Regions from separate parts of the Homo sapiens genome. Here region 1 is linked to region 2. A link is an interaction called in ENCODE POLR2A ChIA-PET data of the cell type or tissue named here. Cell type or tissue: GM12878. All regions are shown on one strand. Links, peaks and the distances in the headings refer to the core of each region. The heading gives the core; the rest is flanking DNA.

Region 1 (11,721 bases), core at 1,698-9,697, 120 kb before region 2:
GATCATCAGTTGCTCACAGTGTGTCCAGCCTGTCCAACCCTGTCTGTCACTGAAAGCAAAGGGAACCCAGGGAGGTCCAAGGTTATCCTCACCGCCCAGGGCCTTAGCCTCGTCCACTTGCTCAATTGCCTCTGCCTTTGTCCTGGATTCACAGTTCTGCTTCAGCCCCCAGCCTGTTTCCCATTATCTTCACTCTGCATCCCCAGAGTTGAGACCCTGCCCATCAAACTTCCAGGGTTTGTGGCATCCCTGCCCACTTACTTTCTTGGGGTCTCACTCTGAGCACGACCGTGCCTCTGGCGTCATCCTCCACCAAGAAGAAGAACAGCTGGTTGTCCAGGGTCCGCTCTTTGCACCAGCCATCATCCAAGATAGGGGCCAAGGCCAGGGTCACATTGGTATGGGCACAAGCTGTACTGCAGTTGGTGGCCAGTGGGCCAGTCCTGAAGGCCCCACACTCTGCACAGTCCCTGTGTAGTAGATGCCAATAGGTTACCAGCTGGGCAGTTGTCACCCAATGCCCCTTGCCCAACTACAAGCAGGACGGAGAGTAGGCAGATGGGAGTAGCTCAACAAGCCCCACTGTGCCCCTGCTCCCAAGATGCAAGACCTGAGGCCTCACCGGTGTCTCTCGCATGGTGTCTTGCAGCCTGGGCATTGGTCGCATAGAGCACCATAGTAGCCGTCCAAGCACTGGCAGCGGTTGCATTTGCAGCGTCCATGCCCACTGCAGAGCCCTCCCTCGGGACTGATGCAACTGTCCATGTCCCCACTGCATTCGCATGCTCTGCCCGTGCGGTTGGCATGACAGTGACATACTCCACATTGGCAGCGACCAAAGCCTGGGGTAGAGCCATGCAGAGGGTGACAACCATACTCCACACACACAGTTGGCCATCATGTGGCACGACAAGCCCACGCATCCAATCTTTTTGAAGTATGCCAACCACACCCTCTAACCCATACACCGGAATCTTTTGATATTTGCCTTCCATGCCAGGAGATTCCCAGAGCCTAAGTGCCTTGGGAAGGCCTCTCAGACCCCGCCCTTCTCCCCAAGGCTCCAGGTACCTCCGCAGAGGATGCCCTCATGTCGCTCACAGCTGGCATCGTCACACTCGCACAGATGCCCAGAGCTCTGTCCACTGCAGCTGCAGCGTCCACATTGACAGTGACCCTTTCCACTGCACAGGGGCCCTGTGCCATTGGGAGCCCGGCACCCAGATTCCAGGTCTGGGGAGGACAGCTCTGCCACAGAGCACTCACAGAGCCGACCTAGGCGGCCAGGGGCACAGCTGGAAGGGGAAGGCAAAGGAGAGAAGTAGGTCAGAGGGTTTGATCACCCCTGACTTGTCTCTCCCAGGAACCTCTAAACCCAAGTTCTCAAAAGAGTTGGAGACAGACAAACAGCTGAAAGGATGTTAAGTATAGTGAAACACTGAGGGGTGAGAGAGTGGAGGGAGCCCCAGTCAGGGGGAGGGCCTGGACATACATGGGAAGCTTCAAGGGATGAAACTGAGTGGGGAGTCGGGATGTCGAGGAGACTCCTGTGGGGGGGATGGAAAGCAGCGGAGGAATACGGGCCAGGGTTGGTTGGTTGTTGGGAGCCAGGTGGTTGAAGGGAAGAGGAGGCCCTCACCTGCATACACCACATTGTAGGTGTCCCTGGCCATCACTGCAGTGGGGAGCCTGGGGCTGGGTGTCACTGCAATTACAGTCACACAGCGTGTGCAACTCCACAATCAGCTCCTCTGAGAAGCCAAGGGCCCGGAGCCTCAGGAGATGGGGCTCTGGGAGGCAGTGGGTGGCTTGGAGAGAAACCCAGAAAGTCACCTGAGAAGAGGCAGGAATCAGGCCATGGTTATACACATGCACACACACATACCCCAAACTCACCAATCATCCAGAACCTCACCCCTTAGTAAATGAAGGGATGGGGTCATGTTAACACCCAACTCCTAGAAACATGCCTGAGGAAGCCACTCAGACTGCTCCAGGAAGGATGGATGGAGGACTACCTCAGGCTCTCATGTCACTCCCTGTACCTGCCACCCATCTTTTCCTGCCTGCTTAATTTCCCACTCCCACCTCCCCCTGCCCGCCTTCTGCCTGTGCTTGCTGGCTCTCACCGTCTGGTTGATTCGGACGTGGTTGCACTGTCCTCGATCCTCAGCCTTACCCTCCCTCTTCTCAGGACCCTCACACTGGGATTCGTAAGAAATGTGGACCCCAGGAGGGAGTGAAGAGTGTTCAAGGGTCACGGTGGAAGACAGGCTCTATGGGAAGAGAGCGAGTGGATAACCACGTGAAGGCAGAAAAGGACTCCAACCCCACCTTATGTCCTCTCCAGGTGTTCCCAATTCTGCCAGCACCCTGCCCTCTGCCACCTGGGGCTCCTTCCATTCTGCCCAGTCGAGGCATTTCTGGAGGGAGGACCCGTGAGAACCTTGCATAGAACATACAGGATCCAGAGGCCTCTAATACAGCATTTCAGTGCAGCTGCCAGCAAGGGCCACTGAGGGTCACAGGCTGGCCAGGTGCTGTAAATGTACAGAGACCATGTTTGTGAAGCCCCACATCAGGACACATAACCTGGGTGCATGCCAGGTCTAAAGGGCAGATTCATTACAGAGTTTATCTTGGGAAATTTGATACTGTCTCAGATTTTCTTGCCATAGGTTTAGGAGATGCTCCCTGTTATCAAGAAGCCTACAGCCTAGTTGCAGAGGTAAGACCTAAACCACTAAGAATTTTTATGGTTCCTTCTACCTGTAAAATTCTATGGTTCTTGTGAAGAATAGCTCTGAATTATTTATAAACTTAGTGAAAGCAGGCTCCAGATCTCACATTGTTTATGTACAGACTGACTGGGGACAAATGCCAGCCCTTCTGTTTGTTATCTTTGTGACCTTGGACAAGTCACTTAGCCTCCTTGTGTGGGTTTCCTCATCTGTAAAATAGGGATGGTAACAGTTATGAAGCAAGGCTTTTGGCAGGGTTAAATGAAGTAGCAAACAGTATGTACACCTAGGATGGTGGGCGCATGAAATAAAAGCTCAGTGATTGAAACTTTCCTTTCTTGCCCAGAGCAGAGCTCCATGCTGTCTGCATGTCAGATGTTTTAAGATTTATGAATGTAAGATTGAACAGTTAATGACAGCCACATGCAGACTATAGGTAGGAGCTGTGGAATGTTAGACCAAAAAGTGACCATTTCCTCTTAGTTCTGCCACCCCACCCAAGGGCCCCTTTCCACCTTTCCCTAGTGCCCACCCTCACCATCTCCCCTTCCCCTGGCCCCTCACATTATAAGCATCCATGATGAGCTGTACCACGTTGCTGGAGTCCTCACTCAGCTCCCCAACTGCAGACTTAGGAATCAGTTTACTCAGCTCCTGAGTTTTGGGGAGTTAAGGGAAATGGTGGGTCACAGCTCTAGGAAAATGGGCTCCCGGAGGTCTGGAAGGAGGGCATATGGGGGACGGAGAATGTATCTTTGGGGGAATTGAGAAAGGTTGGGATGGGGCTGGGGGATCTGACATGTAGACAGCTCTCACCTGGTAGACAGGCAGTGCGGCACTGGTGACAGCAAAGATGGGCTGGATATTTGCTGCAGAGAGGGCCTGGGCTACCTGACCCACAGAAGGGTAGTCCTGGGACAGGGAGCAGGGACAAGGTGAGCCCCACAGGTTTCCCCCACAACATGCAAGGTGCCCTCAGCCCAGGGAATCCAGGAACCAAGGTTCCACCAGCTGGAGGAGCCCTGGAGGCTTGCTATGGAATAGGAAGGAGGTAGGGAATGGGGTGACAAAGGTGTCCTGTCTCGGCAGCTGAAAGGAGGAACTGCTGGAGAAGATGGCAGGGTGTCTACAGGGTGGTTACTGGTGAGGACTGTAAGGCTGGGAGTGGGAGTCCTGGAAGGAAAGAGGTGTGGCTGAAATGGGGAGAGGCAGGGTGACAATAGGGACTCACAAACTCTGTGCTGCGACTGTAGAGGCCATTGCTGTCCAAGTGGCAGTGCCCATCACTGGGCATGAAAATGCCGCCCAACTTCCCGTCCCCAGCTGTATGGAATGTGTCGTCTGAAGTGAACACCAGCAGCCGGGACACATTTCTCCAGCCAATCTGCTCCTGAGTTACAGTGGGGGTGGTAGGCTATGCACCTGGGCATGGCCCTTGAGCCACCCCAGCCAGCTCTGTGAGCCAAGAATGTGGCCAGCCTCACTCTGAGTCAGCTTGTCCATCCCCTTGCCTCCAGTACCTTGCTTCTCCCTGCTCTCTCCAGCCCCCTAAAGAAGGCTGCTGCTAGTGGAGGCTTACTTGTGAATTCGAAAAACATGCCTCCTCCTCAAGATATTTTACTCCAACCCACCAGGTAATTGCTAAATATACAAACTACAGCAACTATGGTATGAATGGCACCCCCTAGAACTGTGCACTACACAACCATAAGGGGCAGTCCTGTTCCCAAACAGACCTCCAGGCTCAGATCCCCGCCCCACCTCCTCACCTGGCAGAGTGCAGCCTGCAGAATGGCATCGAAGCCACCTTCAGGCGAGTCCAGATTGCCGGACACACTCTGGCGCCCCACCTCCCGCTCGAAGGCTTGTGCGTCCCCCGTCAGGGACAGCACATGGTGAAAGCTGAATGGTGACTGGCAGCGCTCCAGCCGGGTGGGGCAGGGGTGGCGCAGTTTGGAGGGTACTGTGCTCACAAAGGGCAGCACCGTTTTGTCCACAAAGGAACCAAAACCTGGGAGAGGAGAGGAATGAAGGTTGTGCCAGAAGTCGCAGGGCAGCAACAGAGGACCCATGAGAGCGCTCTATGGGAAGTGGGGTGGGGAGGACGGTGATGGGAGAGGGTGCACCTAGGGGGCAGGGACCTGGTAACTGGCAAGCAAAGCAGTGAGACCACTGGCTCAGGGAAGTGGCAGGTAGAAGACATTAAGAGGAGGACACAACTTCCTGGGCAAATGGGAACTTCCAGAAGGCGGAAGAAGGCCCGGGTATAGGATATGGTAGCAGCATGAGGCAAAGGAAGGAAATTTGAATAGAGGAGAGTTGGCACAGAATGTGGAGCCAGGGACAGTGGCATCTAGGTCTTGTCCAGGGAGACTTGCATCAGGGCAGGTTCCAGGTTGGTAGGCCCAGGGCAGCTGTCCAGGCCCAGAGAGTGCCTGAGCACAGTCTCTCCAGACGCTGGGTCTCAGGCCTGTAAAACGGATAGTCTCTTGAGTCCTCTCCAGCTCTGACCTAGAAGATGGGTGTCTAGGGAGAGATGCAGGAACGAACCTGTGGCCTGGCTAGGCCTGTCAACAACTGGGAGGGCAAGTTGGGGCCCTTGTGAGTCCAGGATGTTGGCAGAGGCTAGGGCAGTGGTTGAATAGGCAAGGGCTAACAGGGCGGGAGGCAGCGCTCGGCTCACCAATGCGCACAGAATGGGTGACTTCCTGCAGCCGGACCAGCAGAGCGTGCCCGAGCTGGCGCACGCGTTCCAGGTCGTCCTTCATGGAGTAGCTCAGGTCCATAAGGTAGTACAGGTCCACCGGGTATCCCTCAGCACGAAGGAAGCGGACCTGGAGCTGCTGGGGCTCCCCTAGGGGGTGGGCGGCGGGCGGGTCAGCAGAGCGCATTGGAACGCCAGCCTAGACCTCTGGCCTGGCCCCGCCTCCCCTAACTCACCAGGCCGCAGCGTGACCCGGACCCGCTGCGGCGCCAGCTGGGTGGCACCCTCTCCGCGGGCGCCCTGGCTGAGCGGCTGGTCCTGCAGCACCTCCTGCTGGCCGCGGGGCTCCTCCAGCTCCTCCAGCGGGCAGCCTCGAGCCAGCAGCTCCTCTCGTCGGGCGCAGCGCCGCGCCTCCGCCTCTCCCGACGCGGTGAAGTTCTGCTCAGCAAGAAAAGGCGCGTCGGGACCCGGTCCTGCATAGGCCCTGGGCCCCGCTCCCAAAAACACCCTGCAAACCCGGCCACCTCTAATGCCCCCACCTCCAGTCCACTCCTTGAGTCCCTGATTCCCTCCCCTCTTCCTCGCCACAGCTACCCTTGAACTCCGGTCTTTTTTGTTGTTTTGTTTTGTTTTTGAGACGGAGTCTCACTCTGTCACCCAGGCTGGAGTGCTGCGGTGCTATCTCCGCTCACTGCAACCTCCACCTCCCGGGTTCAAGTGATTCTCGTACCTCAGCCTCCCGGTAGCTGGGACTACAGGCATGTGCCACCACGCCCAGGTTTTTTGTATTTTTAGTAGAGACGGGATTTCCCCATATAGGTCAGGCTGGTCTCAAACTTTTGACCTCAAGTGCGCCCACCTCAGCCTCCCAAAGTGCTGGGATTACAGACGTGAACCACCACGCCTTTTTTTTTTTTCCTACTGTAAAGACAGGGTCTTGCTTTTTTGCCCAGTCTTGTTTCGAACTCCTGGCCCCAAGAAATCCTCCTGCCCCAGCCTCCCAAAGTACTGGGATTACAGGCATGAACCGCCACCGGTGGAACTCTGGTCCTTTCTTCCTTGTCAGAGCCCCACTTCCTATAGCAGTCCCCCACCCCTCCCCTATCTCAACTCCCCCTTGCCCCAGCCACCTACCCCTCTCCTCCCCAATAGAGTCACAGACTTCCTGTTGAGATCTTAGAGACTTCACTACCACAAAAAAACAGGGGCCTTGCCTCCTAGGCCAACCTCCCCAGCAAGCTCACACCAAAATGGGAAGGTGGTCAGACTAAGACCCACAGCTCCTTGGAAAGGAAAGGATAAGAACAGAAGAGGAGGCGTCCTCCCCACCAATATGTCTGGTATCCCTGGGACTGGTTGGGAAGCCACAGGGGAAGGAAATGGTTAGAGCGGCTTCTCAGCTGGCCCTAGGTGTCAGGAGACTGGAGAAGCCAGACACAGACCTGACCATCTCAAGAGCGCCAGCTCCCCAGCTCCAGCCTGGCACCTCTGCCTCTCTGCCTTGTGCAGACTCAGTATCTACCCTTCTTGTCCAGTCAGATTCACTGTGTGCCTTTCTCCTGGGTCCCTGTGTGCCTTTCTCCTGGGTCCTCTAAGCATCTGTAGCTCTGCTTCCATGTGAATTTGCCCCCATCTCTTATCTGGGCTCCCACACTGATCTAACCCTCCATCTTACACTGAGAGAGGCAGACCTGCCCCCATCCCAGCTTGGGCACCCCTCCTGCTCTGCTGCTCCATGAGTTCTGTCTCTTTAAAGCATAAACAAACAACAGCTTTGTTTGAAGAGCCAGGGAGACACCTGCTCCCTAGCATCCTTCTTGGCCACTTAGGTAGCTCAAGCCTTTCCAGTCCCCCTCAAGCCCATATGCTTCCACCCCTTCCCTTTCTACCTGTCCAGTCATAGGCTACTACACACCCAGGAACAGAATGCCTCCACCCAAAACACAGACTTAGAAATCTAACCACACACTTGCTGCTATGGACTGAACTCTGCACCCCTACCCCTCCCCACCCCCACCCCATCCTCTGTTGAAGCCCTAACCCTCCATGTGATGGTATTTGGAGATGGAGCCTTTGGGAGGTACCTAGGCTTAGATGAGGGCCTAAGGGTGGAACCCTCATGATGGAATTAGTGCGCTTACAAGAAGAGAGGCAGTTCCCACCCCCATCCCCCAACCCCATCCCCACTATGTGAGGACACAGCGAGAAGGTAGCCAGTCTGCAAGCAAGGAAGAGGGCCCTAACTGAGGAACCAAATCAGCCAGCACTTTGATCTTGGACTTCCCAGCTTCCAACATTAGGAGAAATGAATTCCTGTTGCTTAAACCACCCAGCTTATGGTATTTTGTTATGGCAGCCCGCACTGGGTAGTACCTTTCTCCCATGTTTACATACACAACAGCTCCCTCTACCTATACACAAGCATGAATTCCCACAAGCACATACTTTCTCCCAATTCATGGTCACAAATTCTCTCCATATATACACAAGCAAATGGATACAGACATAATCCTAAGTGCACAAGAAACTTGCATGCATGTGTATGCACACACGTATATCCACACACAGGAGTCCTATGTGCACAAACTCAGTCACACATGAGACTGTGGAGTGTTCCCAGAAAATCATACATGTGCCCACACAATCACACACATATATCCAGGCTGCACATACATATACACATACACATACACATACACATGGTTCAAAGACCATAGGCCCATCTTTACCAGTTGCTTGCACCATGCACAGCTGGGGTGTGAGAGGATGCACTTCTGGCAGGAGGGGGCTGGCTGGCAGGACCCCAGCATGGACAGGTGAGGATTCCGCCATTCTGTGGCATCCCCTGTGGATGGGATCTTGGCGTCCAATTCACTCTCACCTCTGCTCAGGACCAGCAGCAAAACAAGGACCATTGGCAAAGCCACCATGCCCTGTAATAGGATATAAAGGGGGACATGTGGGTCCTCAGGGAGGACTCTCAAACTCTCAGTCCTCTAAACTTAGCTTGTGGTTATCACTCTCAAAACTCTGCCCCAACACTTTATCTCCCCTCATAGTTTCACTTCCCCTGTGGATTCAGCAGTTTCTTCAAAATAATGGGAAGGAGCAGGTATCACGCAAAGGTAGGGGCCTCCGGACGTGGTGGCTCATGCCTGTTATCTCAGCACTTTAGGAAGCCAAGGTGGGTGGATCACCTGAGCTCAGGAATTCGAAACCAGCCTAGTCAACATGGCGAAACCCCATCTCTACTAAAAATACAAAAATTAGTCAGGCATGGTGGCGTGCACCTGTAATCCCAGTTACTCAGGAAGCTGAGGCAAGAGAATTGCTTGAACCAGGGAGGCGGAGGTTGTAGTGAGCCGAGATCACACCACTGCACACCAGCCTGGGTGACAAAGCAAGAATCTGTCTTAAAAAAAAAAAAAATAGGGGCCTCAGAGAAGATCTGTCCTTCCTGTGTGCAGACTTCATGTGGCCAAGGTGGGCAAAATGGCCTACTAAAGGATTTGGGGACTGAGCCTGAAAGCACTAAAGTCTGCACCCAGTTCTATTTACCGAGATCCCAAGCCGTAGTGGTAGAAGAGCCAAACAGGAAACAGACCAGATTCTGGTGCTGCTGCAGTCACTCACTGGCTGTGGGGCAAGTCAGACTTTCTCTCTGGGCTTTAGTTTCCACATCTGCAAAGTGGAGAAGTTGAATAAATAGTCTGACATACTTGGCGGCTTTTACAATCTTGGATTCTAAATAAGAGAAGAGGGTCAGTGACTGGGAATTAAAGAAAAGAAAGCTGGAGCAGATGAGGGAGTGTGTGAAAGAGTCAAGGAAGAATAGTTCTGCTTGGTTGACATGGTAGCAAGAGGAATGAAGATTAGACCACAAGAACTCTCTGCAGGTCTGGGATAAGGGGAGAAAGGCCAGTGTTGGCAAAAAAATTTTCTACTTTCTGTACTTTGCACAAAGATAATCTAGATTGAAGAAAGAGCCTGGAGACAGGGTAATACCTTGAGTGACCTTCAGGAAAGCCAAGCAAATTCCTGATTTTAAAAAAACATATTAATTTTTTAAAATGAGCAGGTAATTCATTTACCACGCTTCATAAGTCAAAAAGTTAAATCCCATTGGCCCTTTTTTTTTTGCAGAAATGGAAAAGCTGATCCTAAAATTTATATGGAATTGCTCGGAACCCCAAATAGCCAAAATAATCTTGTAAAAAAGATACTGCAAAGCTACAGTGATCAAGACAGCATTGGCTGGTCGCAGTGGCTCATGCGTGTAATCCCAGTGCTGGTGAGAAGACAGCTTGAACCCAGTAGTTTGAGGCTGCAGTGAGCTATGATCGTGTCACTGTACTTTGCCCTGGGCAACAGAGTGAAACCCTGTCTCTTAAAAAGAAAAAAAGAAGACAGTGTGGTACTGGCATAAGGATACACATATATTATACATCAGTGGAATAGAATTGAAAGAGTCCAGAAATAAACTATGCTTCTGTGGCCAATTGATTTCCAACAAGGGTGCCAAACCATTCAATGAGAAAAACTGTCTTCAAAAAATGGGGCTGGGGCTGGGCACAGTGGCTCATGCCTGTAATCCCAGCACTTTGGGAGGCCGAGGCAGGTGGATCACTTGAGGTCAGGAGTTCGAGACCAGCCTGGACAACATGGTGAAACCCCGTCTCTACTAAAAATACAAAAACTAGCTGGGTGTGGTGGTGGGCGCCTGTAATCCCAGCTACTCAGGAGGCTGAGGCAGGAGAATCACATGATCCCAGGAGGCAGAGGTTGCAGTGAGCTGCAATTGTGCCACTGCCCTGCAGCCTGGACAACAGAGTGAAACTCTGTCTTTTTTGTTTTGTTTTGTTTTTTTGAGATGGAGTCTTGCTCAGGCTGGAGTGCAGTCGCGCCATCTCAGCTCACTGCAACCTCTGCCTCCCAGATTCAAGCAATTCTCTGGCCTCAGGCGCCCAAGTATCTGGGACTACAGGCATGCGCCACCACACCCGACTAGTTTTTGTATTTTTAGTAGAGAGAGGGTTTGACCACATTGGCCGGGCTGGTCTCAAACTCCTGACCTCAAGTGATCCACCTGCCTCAGGCTCCCAAAGTGCTGGGATTACAGGCATGAGCTGGGATTACATGCCCAGCTGAAACTCCATCTTTAAAAAAAGGCCAGGTACCGTGGCTCATGCCTGTAATCCCAACACTTTGGGAGGCCGAGACAGGCAGATCACAAGGTCAGGAGTTCAAGACCAGCCTGGCTAACATAGTGAAACCCCGTCTCTACTAAAAATACAAAAATTAGCCGGGTGTAGTGGCACACGCCACCACTTTTTCTCAAAAAATAAAAGGTGCTTTCAACATGCAAAAGAATGAAGTTGGACCCCCTCCCCACCTCACACCATATACAAAGGTTAACTGAAAAGAGATCAAAGCCCTAAATATAACTACTAAAACTATAAATTCTTAGAAGAAAGTATATAGGTAAATCTTCATAATCTTGGACTTGGTAATGGATTCTTAGCTGTAATACCAAAAGCACAAACAACAAAAGGAAAAACAGATACATTGGACTTCATCAAAAATTTAAAGTTTTGTGCATCAAAGACAATGTCAAGAGAGCGAAGACAACCCACAGAATGGGAGAAAATATTTGCAGATTATATATCAGATGAGTATCCTTAATATATAACGAACTCTTACAATTCAACAACAAAAAGACAACCCAACTTTCAAAATGAGCAAAAGACTTAAAAAGACATTTCTTCAAAGAAGATAGACAAATAGCCACCCAGCAAATGAAAAGATGCTCAACACTATTAATCATTAGGAAAATGCAAATGAAACCCACAATGATCTGGGTATGGTGGCTCACACCTGTAATCCTAGCACTTTGGGAGGCTGAGGTGGGTGGATCACTTGAGGTCAGGAGTTCAAGACCGGCCTGGGCAACATGGTGAAACCCCATCTTTGCTAAAAATACAAAACTTAACTGGGCATGGTGGTACATGCCTGTAGCTCCAGCTACTCGGGAAACTGAGGCACAAGAATCGCTTGAACCCGGGAGGCAGAGGCTTCAGTGAGCCAAGATCGGGCCACTGCACTCCAGCCTAGGCGACAGAGCGAGACCCTGTCTCAAAAAAAAAAAAAAAAAAAAAAAAGAAAGAAAGAAAAGAAAAGAAGAAGAAAAAAACCACAATGAGATACCACTTCACTTCTACTAGAATGACTATCAAAAAATGAAAAACAATGAGTGTTGATGAGAACATGGAGAAATTG
Region 2 (11,092 bases), core at 960-8,959:
CCTGGGGCGATATCAGGCCCTACCCCAGAACACAGCTCTCTGCCCACAGGCCATCCAGCCTGGCCATCCATCTATCCAGGATTAATAATCTATGACATTACTTCAAGGTTCCAACCTTTTCTCTCCAGTTATCTAACACTCCTCAGAACACATCCTGTGCTCCCAAACAGCCCTCCTGCCTTGCCTTATCAAAGTACCTCCCAACTCTGCAGCTCCCGCGTTTGCTCCTTATCATAAAGATGCTGCAGGCTGGGCGCAGTGGCTCACGCCTGTAATCCCAGCACTTTGGGAGGCCGAGGTGGGCGGATCACGAGGTCAAGAGATCGAGACCATTCTGGCCAACATGGTGAAACCCCGTCTCTACTAAAAGTACAAAAAAATTAGCTGGGCGTGGTGGTGTTCGCCTGTAGTCCCAGCTACTTGGGAGGCTGAGGCAGGAGAATTGCTTGAACCCGGGAGGCGGAGGTTGCAGTGAGCCGAGATTGCACCACTGCACTCCAGCCTGGCGACAGAGCGAGACTCCGTCTCAAAAAAAAAAAAAAAAAAGATGCAGCATGTGGCTCGGCCTCCATCACCAGCAGGGAACTACCTGAGGGCACCTGCCATGTGTCTGCAGCTGTGTATTTCCAGAGCCATGTGCCTGGCCTGACAGACGAAGGCTACTACCTGAATTAATGCCACCTCTCTTTCCACCTAACTATAACCACCTTCAGCTCCAGTGAAGTCTTAGTCATGGATGTACAATTTAATTCTCTTGAACTTTATGATAAATCACAGCTGCCTTTGCAGGTGGGTTCAGATTCATCTCATTCTTTTCAGTGGCTCCATTGTATACCACTCAATAGATGAACTATAATTTATTGAGTCATGCCTCTACAAATGGACATTTGACTTGTTTGTAATTTTTTATTATACATAATGCTGTAAAAAATATTTCCTGGGCCAGGCATGGTGGTTCACACTCCAGGATGGAGTGCAGTGACACAGTCATAGCACACTGCAGCCTCAAAGTCCTGAGGCTCCTGCCTCAGCCTCTAAAGTAGCTAGGACTACAGGCGTACACCCCACGCCCAGCTAGTTTTTTTATTTTTATTTTTTGTATAGACAGCATCTATGTTGACCAAGCTAGTCTCAAACTCCTAGGCTCAAGCGATCCATCTGCCTCAGCCTCCGAAAGTGCTGGAATTACACGCATGAGCCATCACGCCTGGCCTTGTTTTTTGTTCATTTATTTAAAAAAATTTTTTTAAATCGAGTTCCGCTCTTGTCACCCAGGCTAGAGTACAATGGCATTATCTCAGCTCACTGAAACGTCCACCTCCTGGGTTCAAGTGAATTCTCCTGCCTCAGCCTCCTGAGTAGCTGGGATTATAGGCGCACGCCACCACACCCAGCTAATTTTTGTATTTTTAGTAGAAACAAAAAAAACCAACAACCTTCCAGGCGTGGTGTACGCACCTATAGTCCCAGCTACTTGGCAAGGGGCTCACTTGAGCCCAGGTGTTCAAGGCTGTAGTGTGCAATGATTGAGTCTGTGAATAGCCACTGTATTCCAGCCTGGGCAACATAATGAAACCCCATCTCTAAAAAAACCAAAAAACAGGCCAGTTGCAGCGGCTCATGCCTGTAATCTCAGCACTTCGGGAGGCCGAGGCAGGCGGATCACCTGAGGTCAAGAGTTTGAGACCAGCCTGGCCAATATGGTGAAACCCCTGTCTCTACTAAAAATAAAAAATTAGCCGGTGTGGTGGCACGCACCTGTAGTCCCAGCTACTTGGGAGGCTGAGGCAGGAGAATCGCTTGAACCCAGGAGGCAGAGGTTGTTGCAGTGAGCTGAGATGGCGCCACTGCACTCCAGCCTGGGCGACAGAGTGAGATTCCATCCCCCCCCAAAAAAAATCTGTGATCACGTGTTTTTTTCTTATAGTACCTATTGTCAAGGTTTAGGTATCAGGGTTACATTAGCTTTATAAAAATAAATCAGGAAGATCCTGCAACAAAAAAAAGGGAGGACAGGCCGGGCATGGTGGCTCACGCCTGTAATCCCAGCACTCTGGGATGCTGAGGCGGGCGGATCACGAAGTCAAGAGGAGAATCACTTGAACCCGGGAGGCAGAGGTTGCAGTGAGCCGAGATTGCACCACTGCACTCCATCCAGCCTGGGCAACAAAAGTGGAACTCCATCTCAAAAAAAAAAAATCTCATTATTTTCTTCTACAATCCACTTTGGTAACTTATATTTTGCTAGAAAATCAAACATTTCCACAGGGCACGGTGGCTCACTTCTATAATCCCAGCACTTTGGGAAGCCAAGGCGGGCGGATCACAAGGTCAGGAGTTCAAGACCAGCCTGGCCAATATGGTGAAACCCTATCTCTACTAAAAATACAAAAATTAGCTAGTGCGTGCCTGTAGTCCCAGCTACTTGGGAGGCTGAGGCAGAAGAATCACTTGAACCCGGGAGGCTGAGGTTGCAGTGAGTCGAGATCGTGCCACTGCACTCCAGCCTGGGCAACAGGAGTGAAACTCCTTCTCAAAAAAAAAAAAGAAATCAAACATTTCCTTCAGATTTTCAAATCTGTTGGCCTAAACAAGTCCACAATATTCTTTTATAATTCTTCTATTTTCTCCCGTATCTATATCTTTCCACTTCTGAAAATAGTATACTTTGGTTTTCTTTTTCTCCTTAATTAGGCTAACCAAGAGGTTTTCTTCTTTATTCATATATATACGTATATACACGTATACATACACGTATATATATATATACGTGTATATATATGTGTATATATATAAAACATATATGTGTGTGTGTGTGTATATATATATATATTTTTTTTTTTTGAGACAGAGTCTTGCTTTGTTGCCCAGGCTGGAGTACAGTGGCGTGATCTCAGTTCACTGCAACCTCCGCCTCCCAGGTTCAAGTGACTCTCCTGCCTCAGCCTGCCAAGTAGCTGAGACTACAGGCGAGCACCACCACGCCCAGCTGATTTTTTGTATTTTTAGTAAAGATGGGGTTTCACCGTGTTAGCCAGGATGGTCTCTATCTCCTGACCTCATGATCCACCCGCCTCAGCCTCCCAAAGTGCTGGGATTACAGGCGTGAGCCACCGCGCCTGGCCTTTTTTTTTTTTTTTTTTTTGAGACAGGGTCTCACTCTGTTGCCCAGACCAGAGTACAGCTGTAGTGGCATGATGTCAACTCACTGCAACCTCCGCTTCCCGGGTTCAAGTGATTCTTGTGTCTCAGCCTCCCAAGTAGCTGGGATCACAGGCACGCACCACCACGTCCAGCTAATTTTTTTGTATTTTTAGTAGAGATGGGGTTTCGCCATGTTGGCCAGGCTGGTTTCGAACTCCTGGCCTCAAGAAATCCACCCACCTTGGTCTCCCAAAGTGCTGAGATTACAGGCATGAGCCACTGCGCCTGGCCTAATTTTTGTATTTTTAGCAGAGACGGGTTTTACCATGTTGGCCAGGCTGGTCTCAAACTCCTGACCTCAGGTGATCCTCACGCCTTGGCCTCCCAAAATGCTGGGATTACAGGTGTGAGCCACTGTTCCCAGCCTTTATTCATAATTTTTTTTTTTTTTTGAGACAGAGTCTCGCTCTGTTGCCCAGGCTGGAGTACAGTGGCATGATCTTGGCTCACTGCAACCTCCGCCTCCCAGATTCAAGCGATTCTCCTGCCTCAGCTTCCCGAGTAGCTGGGACTACAGGTGTGTACCACCATGCCCAGCTAATTTTCATATTTTTAGTAGAGACAAGGTTTTGCTATGTTGGCCAGGCTGGTCTCGAACTCCTGACCTCAGGTGATCCAACCGCCTCCACATCCCAAAGTGTTGGAATTACAGGCATGAGCCACCGCACCCAGCTTAGTCATAATTTAAAGAACCAGTTTCTGGTTTTATTTTTAGTTAGTTTTCACAGGTATTCTTTTTCTAATTTTATTAGTTTCTGATCTTATTAGTACTAATTTTCTTTACACTTCCTTTAAGTGTAAAGGAAGTGTATAGTCCTCTGAAAGAGTCTTTCCACCCCGTAACCCACAGACACATTGTCCCCACAATCCAAAAAGCCCCTAGTTCTCTTTCTCCAGATTAGAGTATTCTCAGCAACCCACCTTGATCTTACTTCTGCTTTTCCCATAGCCCTGGGAAGTGCTGTGAGGACAAAGAACTTCTCCTTTCAGACGTCCTCACCACCCACCATGCCTAGCATTGCACAACTCTCAGGCCAAGGTAAGGCAGGCTACTAGGACTTACCGGGTAGACAAGGAGGTAGGGTCCAGGGTCCAGATAAGAATGCAGCTCTGGCAGGCCACAGCCAAGACAGAGGCACTAAGGGGCTTCCAGGCCAGAGACGCCACATTTCGCTGCAGCCGGTGCTTCAGGGAGGGGACTATGGTGCTAGGGTGAAGGGGCAGGAAACTGAGTCAAGGCAGGAACACTAAGGCTCCAGGGACCAGAGTGCAGTTAAGGAGGGAAAGCCACAGAGAAGAAGGATGATCCATCCAGGGGCCAGGGGCACCATAGGACAGGAGGGGATAAAGGTTAGGTCTAGAAGAAGCACGCATCCAGTTATGGAGCTTCCCTGACCCCAGTTCTGGAAGGAGCCCCATGAATCAGGTTCAAGAACTACAGGACTCCCCGGAACCAAGGCTGGCAAGGGAAGGTGATATTGACAAGTCAGAGCCCACCTGGTGTCCCCACACACACCTGCTGGCATTATACACACGGACTGAGTCATCTAGCAGGGCCACTGCAAACTTGTTGGTGTGGGGGTGCCATGCAAAGACACGCAAGCAGCAGCTGGACCTAAGGAAGGGGTTAACATGAAGAGTTCCTGCACCTATCCCTACCCTAGCCCAGAAGCTCACATTCATTTCCAGTAAGGACATGGTTTTTTCCTACTTTTTCTTGTATTCTTTTTTGGGGGAACAGGAGGAATGAGAATATGGTGAGCAATCAGAAAAGGAGTAGGAGTCTTTGCCTTCTCCCCAAAGGGAGTTTTGAGGTTCAGGACTTCCTTTCCACAAAGCTCCAGGGCTTGTGCACTCACCAATTTGTGACTTGGGCAAATTCAGCGATCAGATCTTCGCTCCTGAGCTGTAAGAACAAGATAGACACAGGACACACTGGGGCAAAAGGAGTCCATCTCCTCAATATTCCAACAGGGGAGCTGGACCACTCCTACCCTCTGAAGTCATCACACCCAACCCTGACCTGCAAGGATAGGAATGAGGGCAGAGTAGGATGGGGACACAGCAAATGCAGAGGGCTGGGGAGGAAGCCAAACTTACAGACAGATGGGGGAACAGGGACCCATGGAGGGAAGAGGCCCATCGACAGAGTGCCAGGGCCCAGCCGGATGCCGTCTTCACCCACTCAAACACTGTAGGGTTGAGGAAGCAGCTCTGATTAAACCATTCACAGGCCTCTTACCAGGTACCTTCTAGGTGAAAGACAAGGAAGGACAGGCACTCCCCAGGTCCTTCTGCCCAGTAAGTGCTCTCAACACCACACTCTGGACACCCACTCTGGACACCCACTCTGGGTTATTTGGGTAGGTAGAGGAGAGGACAGGAAAAATAGGGCTAAAAGAGGCTGAGCCAACAGGTGTCGGGGGTGAGTTCAAGAATATGGAGAGGAGATAACCACAAAACTAGGGAAGGCTGGAGGGAAAAATACTTACCCTCTTCTTCTGAGTTTGCAATTTCATTTAGCACCCCAAAAAGGCCCACATCACGCCTGATAAGGGAGGAAAATGTGGGTCAGCTTACTCTGATCCCCTCTGTCCCTCTCTACCAGTTTCATTCATTCAATATACATGTATTAAAAATATGGGCACTCACATTTAATGAGTGCCAACTATGTACCAGGCACTCTACGGGCTGTCCTTTCATTTACATATCTCACAAATCTGAACGAGATTCTACCCATTTACGGATGAGACAACCAAGGCTCAGAGGACTTTTGGGGCTTTGTGAGCAGGTTAAGGAGTTGGGACTTGCTCTAAGACAATGAATGGAAAGCCATGGAAGGGTTCTAAGGAGAAGAATAAACAGATCACACAGCAGCATTTTAGAAAGAGCAGTCTGGCTGCAGATTAGAGAGTGATAAGAATAGAAAAGGCCAGGCTGGCTGTGGTGGCTCACGCCTATAATCCCAGCACTTTGGGAGGCTGAGGTGGGTGGATCACGAGGTCAGGAAACTGAGACCATCCTGGCCAACATGGTAAAACCCCGTCTCTACTAAAAATGCAGAAATTAGCCAGGTGTGGTGGTGCGTACCTGTAGTCCCAGCTACTCAGGAGGCTGAGGCAGGGCAGGAGAATCACTTGAACCCAGGAAGCGGAGGCTGCAGTAAGCCGAGATTGTGCCACTGCACTCCAGCCTGGGCGACAGAGTGAGACTCTGCCTCAAAAAAGAAGAAAAAAAAAAAAGAATAGAAAAGGCCAGGCGCGGTGGCTCACACCTGTAATCACAGCACTTTGGGAGGCCAAGGTGGGCGGATCACGAGGTCAGGAGATCAAGACCATCCTGGCCAACATGGTGAAACATGTTGAAAAATATGAAAATTAGCCAGGTGTGGTGGTCCATGCCTATAATCCCAGCTACTCCATAGGCTGAGGCAGGAGAATCGCCTGAACCCGGGAGGTGGCGATTGCAGTGAGCCAACATCGTGCCACCACACTCCAGCCTGGGCAACAGAGCAAGACTCCATCTCAGACAAAAAAAAAAAAAAAAAAAAAGAAGAGAAAAAATAGAAAAAGTCCAGGTGCAGTGGCTCAACCCTAGCACTTTGGGAGGCCAAGGCAGGTGGATCGCCTGAGCTCAAGAGCTTGAGACCAGCCTAGGCAACATAGGGAAATGCTGTCTCTACAAAAAAAAATACAAAACTTAGGCAGGTGTGGTGGCACATGCCTGTAGTCCCAGCTACTTGGGAGGCTGAGGAAGGAGCATCACTTGAGCCCTGGGGGCTGACAATGCAGTGAGCCGTGTTCCATGTTTGCGCCACTGCACTCCACACTGGGCAACAGAGCAAGATGCTGTCTCAAAAAATAATAATAATAATAGAGAAAAATAAATCAGTTAAGAATCTACTTCAGGGCCGGGTGCGGTGGCTCACACCTGTAATCCCAGCACGCTGGGAGGCCAAGGCAGGTGGATCACGAGGTCAGGAGTTCGAGACCAGCCTGGTCAAGATGGTGAAACCTCATCTCTATTAAAAATACAAAAATTGGCCAGGTGCGGTGGCTCACACCTGTAATCCCAGCACTTTGGGAGGCTGAGGCGGGCGGATCACAAGGTCAAGAGATCAAGACCATCCTGGCTAACACGGTGAAACCCCATCTCTACTAAAAATACAAAAAATTAGCCAGGTGTGGTGGTGGGCGCCTGTAGTCCCAGCTACTCGGGAGGCTGAGGCACGAGAATGGAGTGAACTCGGGAGGCGAAGCTTGCAGTGAGCCGAGATCGTGCCACTGCACTCCAGCCTGGGCAACAGAGCGAGACTCCGTCTCAAAAAAAAAAAACCAAAAAAATAAAACAAAACAAAAATTAACCAGGCGTGGTGGTGTGCACCTGTAGTCCCAGCTACTCAGAGGCTGAGGCAGAAGAATTGCTTGAACCCAGGAGGCGGAGGTTGCAGCGAGCTGAGATCACGCCACTGCACTCCAGCCTGGGTGACAAAGTGAGACTCTGTCTCAAAAAAAAAAAAAGAATCTACTTCAGGAACCTAGGAAAAAGGTGAAAGTGGCCTGAACTGGTGGGGATGAAGAAAAAGAGACAGATTTGAGAGATTTAGGAATTAGCATAAACAAGATGTGAAGACTAATCAGACATTAGTAAAGGAAAGAGCAATACAACAGAAACACCTAGGTAATAATTACATCAGCTAATATGCTTACAATGTGCCAGCTCTGGACTAGGTGCCTCACATTAACTAATCAAGCCATTATGACAATCCTACAAGATAGGTATTGTTATCACTGCATTTATTTTTATTTTATTGAGACAGGGTCTTGCTCTGTGACCCAGGCTGGAGTGCAATATCACCATCACGGCTCGCTGCAGCCTCAATCTCCTGAGCTCAGGTATTCTTGCCTCGGCCTCCCGAGGAGCTGAGACTACGGGTGCACACCATCATGCCCAGCTAATTTTTAAATTTTTTGTAGAGATGGGGTTTCAGTGTGTGTGTGTGTGTGTGTGCGTGTGTGTGTGTGTGTGTGTGTGTGTGTTAAGACGGAGTCTCACTCTGTCACCCAGGCTGGAGTGCAGTGGTGTGAACTCGGCTCACTGCAACCTCTACCTCCTGGGTGCAAGCAATTCTTGCACCTCAGCCTCCTGAGTAATTAGGATTACACACGGAGTTTCACCACATTGGCCAGGCTGGTCTCGAACTCCTGACCTCAAGTGATACACCCGCCTTGGCCTCCCAAAGTGCTGGGATTACAGGCATGAGCTTCCGCGCCCAGACTATCACTGCATTTTTAGATGAGAGAACAAAGGTGTGAAGAGGCTAATTAATATGAACAAGGTAATCTAAGTAGAAAGTAGCAGTCAGGATTCAACCATCTATCTACCCCAGAACCTATACTCAAACCACTTTTTCCTGAATGAGTAATATGATCATTCCTTAAAGTGAACCATCCAGAGAAGCAGATTTGGAGAGAGAAATAAAGAGACTGGATTTGAGCATGCTGAATATATGAAGTCTGCGAAATATTCAAGCAGGATAATTTGGCAAACACGTGAACACCAGGTCTGATGCATCAACTGGAAATCTAGCCCCAAGAACACCAACATTTAAGGGACATCAGGAAGAGGAGCCACCAAAAACCCTGAGAAGCAGCAGCCACAGAAGTAGGAGACAAGGAGCCTGGGAATGAATGGCTTTTCAACAAACTGATATTCAACTTCACACACACAGGCATGCCCATTAAACTGTACTGAAGTACCAAAGATCAAAGCTTGACAGCACATGTGTTGGAAAACAGGCACTCCCATACACTGCTGGTGGGACCATATACATGTACCATTTTGACAGAGGGCTATTTGGAACAGCTCACAAAATTACAGATGAACATACCCTCTGAGCCAGCAACTTAATTTCTAGGAATTTATCCTACAAATGGTAATGGTATTAATAAAAATATTAAGTAACCCTTTTTTTTTTTTTGAGACAAGGTCTCACTCAGTGCCACTGCACTGGCACAATCTTGGCTCACTACAACCTCCACCTCCCAGGCTCAAGTGATCCTCCTATACATAAGCCTCCCAAGTAGCTGGGAATAAAGGTGCATGCCACCATACCCAGCTAATTTTTGTACTTTTCTTGTAGAGAAAAGAACATGGTTTCGCCATGTTCCCCAGGCTAGTCTCAAACTACTAAGCTCAAGCAATCTGCTGGCCTCAGCCTACCAAAGCGCTGGGATTATAGGCGTGAGTCACTGTGCCTGGCATAAATAACCCTTAAAGGAATTAATATGTGCCATTAATAGGTCCAGGTGCAGTAGCTGTAATCTCAGCACTTTGGGAGGCCAAGGCAGGCCTGAGGTCAGGAGGCCAGACCACCCTGGCCAACATGGTGAAATCTCATCTCTACTAAAATACAAAAAGTTAGCTGGGCGTGGTGGCACATGCCTATAGTACCAGCTACTCGGGAGGCTGAGGCAGGGGAACTGCTTGAACCAGAGAGGCGGAGGCTGCAGTGAGCCGAGATCGCACCTCTGCACTCCAGCCTGGCAACACAGCAAGACTCCGTCTCAAAAAAAAAAAAAAAAAAAAAAAGAAAAAGAAAATGAGCCGGGCGCGGTGGCTCACGCCTGTAATCCCAGCACTTTGGGAGGCCAAGGCGGGCACATCATCTGAGGTCGGAAGTTCAAGACCAGCCTGACCAACATGGAGAAACCCTGTCTCTACTAAAAATACAAAATTAGCTGGGCGTGGTGGCACATGCCTGTAATCCTAGCTACTCGGGAGACTGAGGCAGAAGAATCGCTTGAACCTGGGAGGTGGAAGTTGCAGTGAGCTGAGCACGCCACTGCACTCCAGCCTGGGCAACAAGAGTGAAACTCCATCTCAAAAAAAAAAAAGAAAATGAAACCAGGTAGTGTAGCTCCACTCCTACAAGTGCAAAGTGGATGACCTATGTAGGAGATTATTCAGTGCAACCTTATATCTGATCTTGCTGAGCTTCAGGTAAAAGCTCAGAAGTGGTAATGCCATGAGGTGGGGGCAGGGAGCAGGTTCACCTAATCAAGCCAGAAAGCAAGGCAAGTTACTAGAGATGAAATGGAAGTACTTTTTCCATAGTGTTCCTGGGAAGGGCAAGGAAGGGAACCTGACATTTATTGAGCATTTGAGTTCTATAATAAGGACTAAAAATTTCATATGATTTAGGATATACAGCTCTCGTGGAGACAGCCTGAATAAAAGTCTTTTGAAGAACACCCCAAGGTAAAGGGGTGTTGACTCATTTTCCAGGATCTGCAGACTGTGACCCAGGAAACCCTTTGCCATGCCTCACCAAATGTTGATGCATCTCTTCCACACTTGCTCCCGGTGATGGATGAAGGCAGTTCTTGTGCCATGGTCCAGCCTTCCAGGGGTCTTTAGGGGATCCTTTGTCAGTTGTAGGACAGGAAGATTGATCCACTATAGCACAAAAGTGAGGAGTGTGACGGTGATTCAGTCTCTTCCCAAATCTTTAATTCCGTGCCATCTCCAACCCACCGCTGGGCTAAGTATAAGAGATTCCAGAGGTCTGTTTCCCATTTCCACAAAGCTAACACTTGTGAGAATGGGAAACAAGTCTTAGCTCCCGTATCTGTGCAACTAGAATAATATTTCATAGGGTTGCTGTGATTATGAAACCATATGACATTTTTAGAAAACACCTGACTCAGCCTCTTTCTTACATAGCAAACGCTCAATAAATGTCAGTTTCCCTTCCTTGTCCTTCCCAGGAACACCATGGAAAAAAGTTCCATGTTGTATCCTTCTGATCCTCCCCAGATACTGTCCCCAACTTTTAGATAGTTCTCCCGCATCCTCACACTCCCTAGATTCTCCCTCATTCTCTCCA

Evidence for each region. Peaks named below come from ENCODE experiments on the same cell type or tissue, not always from the same donor. Only the 100,000 strongest peaks of a DNase experiment are listed, where the experiment ranks them.
Region 1: POLR2A ChIA-PET joins it to region 2 with 5 read pairs; 20 of 35 experiments call an interaction of 5 or more read pairs at or near these places.

What each region holds. Positions count from the first base shown.
Region 1 is chr12:53,192,069-53,203,789 of GRCh38, forward strand. ZNF740 (zinc finger protein 740) reads left to right here. Exons shown (of 7, transcript NM_001004304.4): 7 at 1-3,074. ITGB7 (integrin subunit beta 7) reads right to left here. Exons shown (of 16, transcript NM_000889.3): 2 at 9,004-9,126; 3 at 8,175-8,378; 4 at 5,682-5,883; 5 at 5,425-5,595; 6 at 4,511-4,752; 7 at 3,973-4,131; 8 at 3,558-3,653; 9 at 3,306-3,395; 10 at 2,130-2,276; 11 at 1,640-1,833; 12 at 1,072-1,295; 13 at 623-842; 14 at 262-470. The coding sequence starts at 8,375. Among named protein-coding and RNA genes, the nearest start is that of ITGB7, 9.3 kb to the right of the region's middle. RefSeq lists an enhancer at 8,563-8,792. In GM12878, for the core only: no CTCF peak of the experiment used is centred there; a DNase peak (open chromatin) is centred at 8,603; H3K4me3 peaks cover 2,754 bases; H3K27ac peaks cover 3,132 bases.
Region 2 is chr12:53,310,031-53,321,122 of GRCh38, forward strand. AAAS (aladin WD repeat nucleoporin) reads right to left here. Exons shown (of 16, transcript NM_015665.6): 2 at 10,535-10,662; 3 at 5,697-5,752; 4 at 5,305-5,396; 5 at 5,064-5,110; 6 at 4,721-4,819; 7 at 4,268-4,411. Among named protein-coding and RNA genes, the nearest start is that of AAAS, 6.0 kb to the right of the region's middle. RefSeq lists an enhancer at 10,119-10,208. In GM12878, for the core only: no CTCF peak of the experiment used is centred there; a DNase peak (open chromatin) is centred at 4,141; H3K27ac peaks cover 201 bases.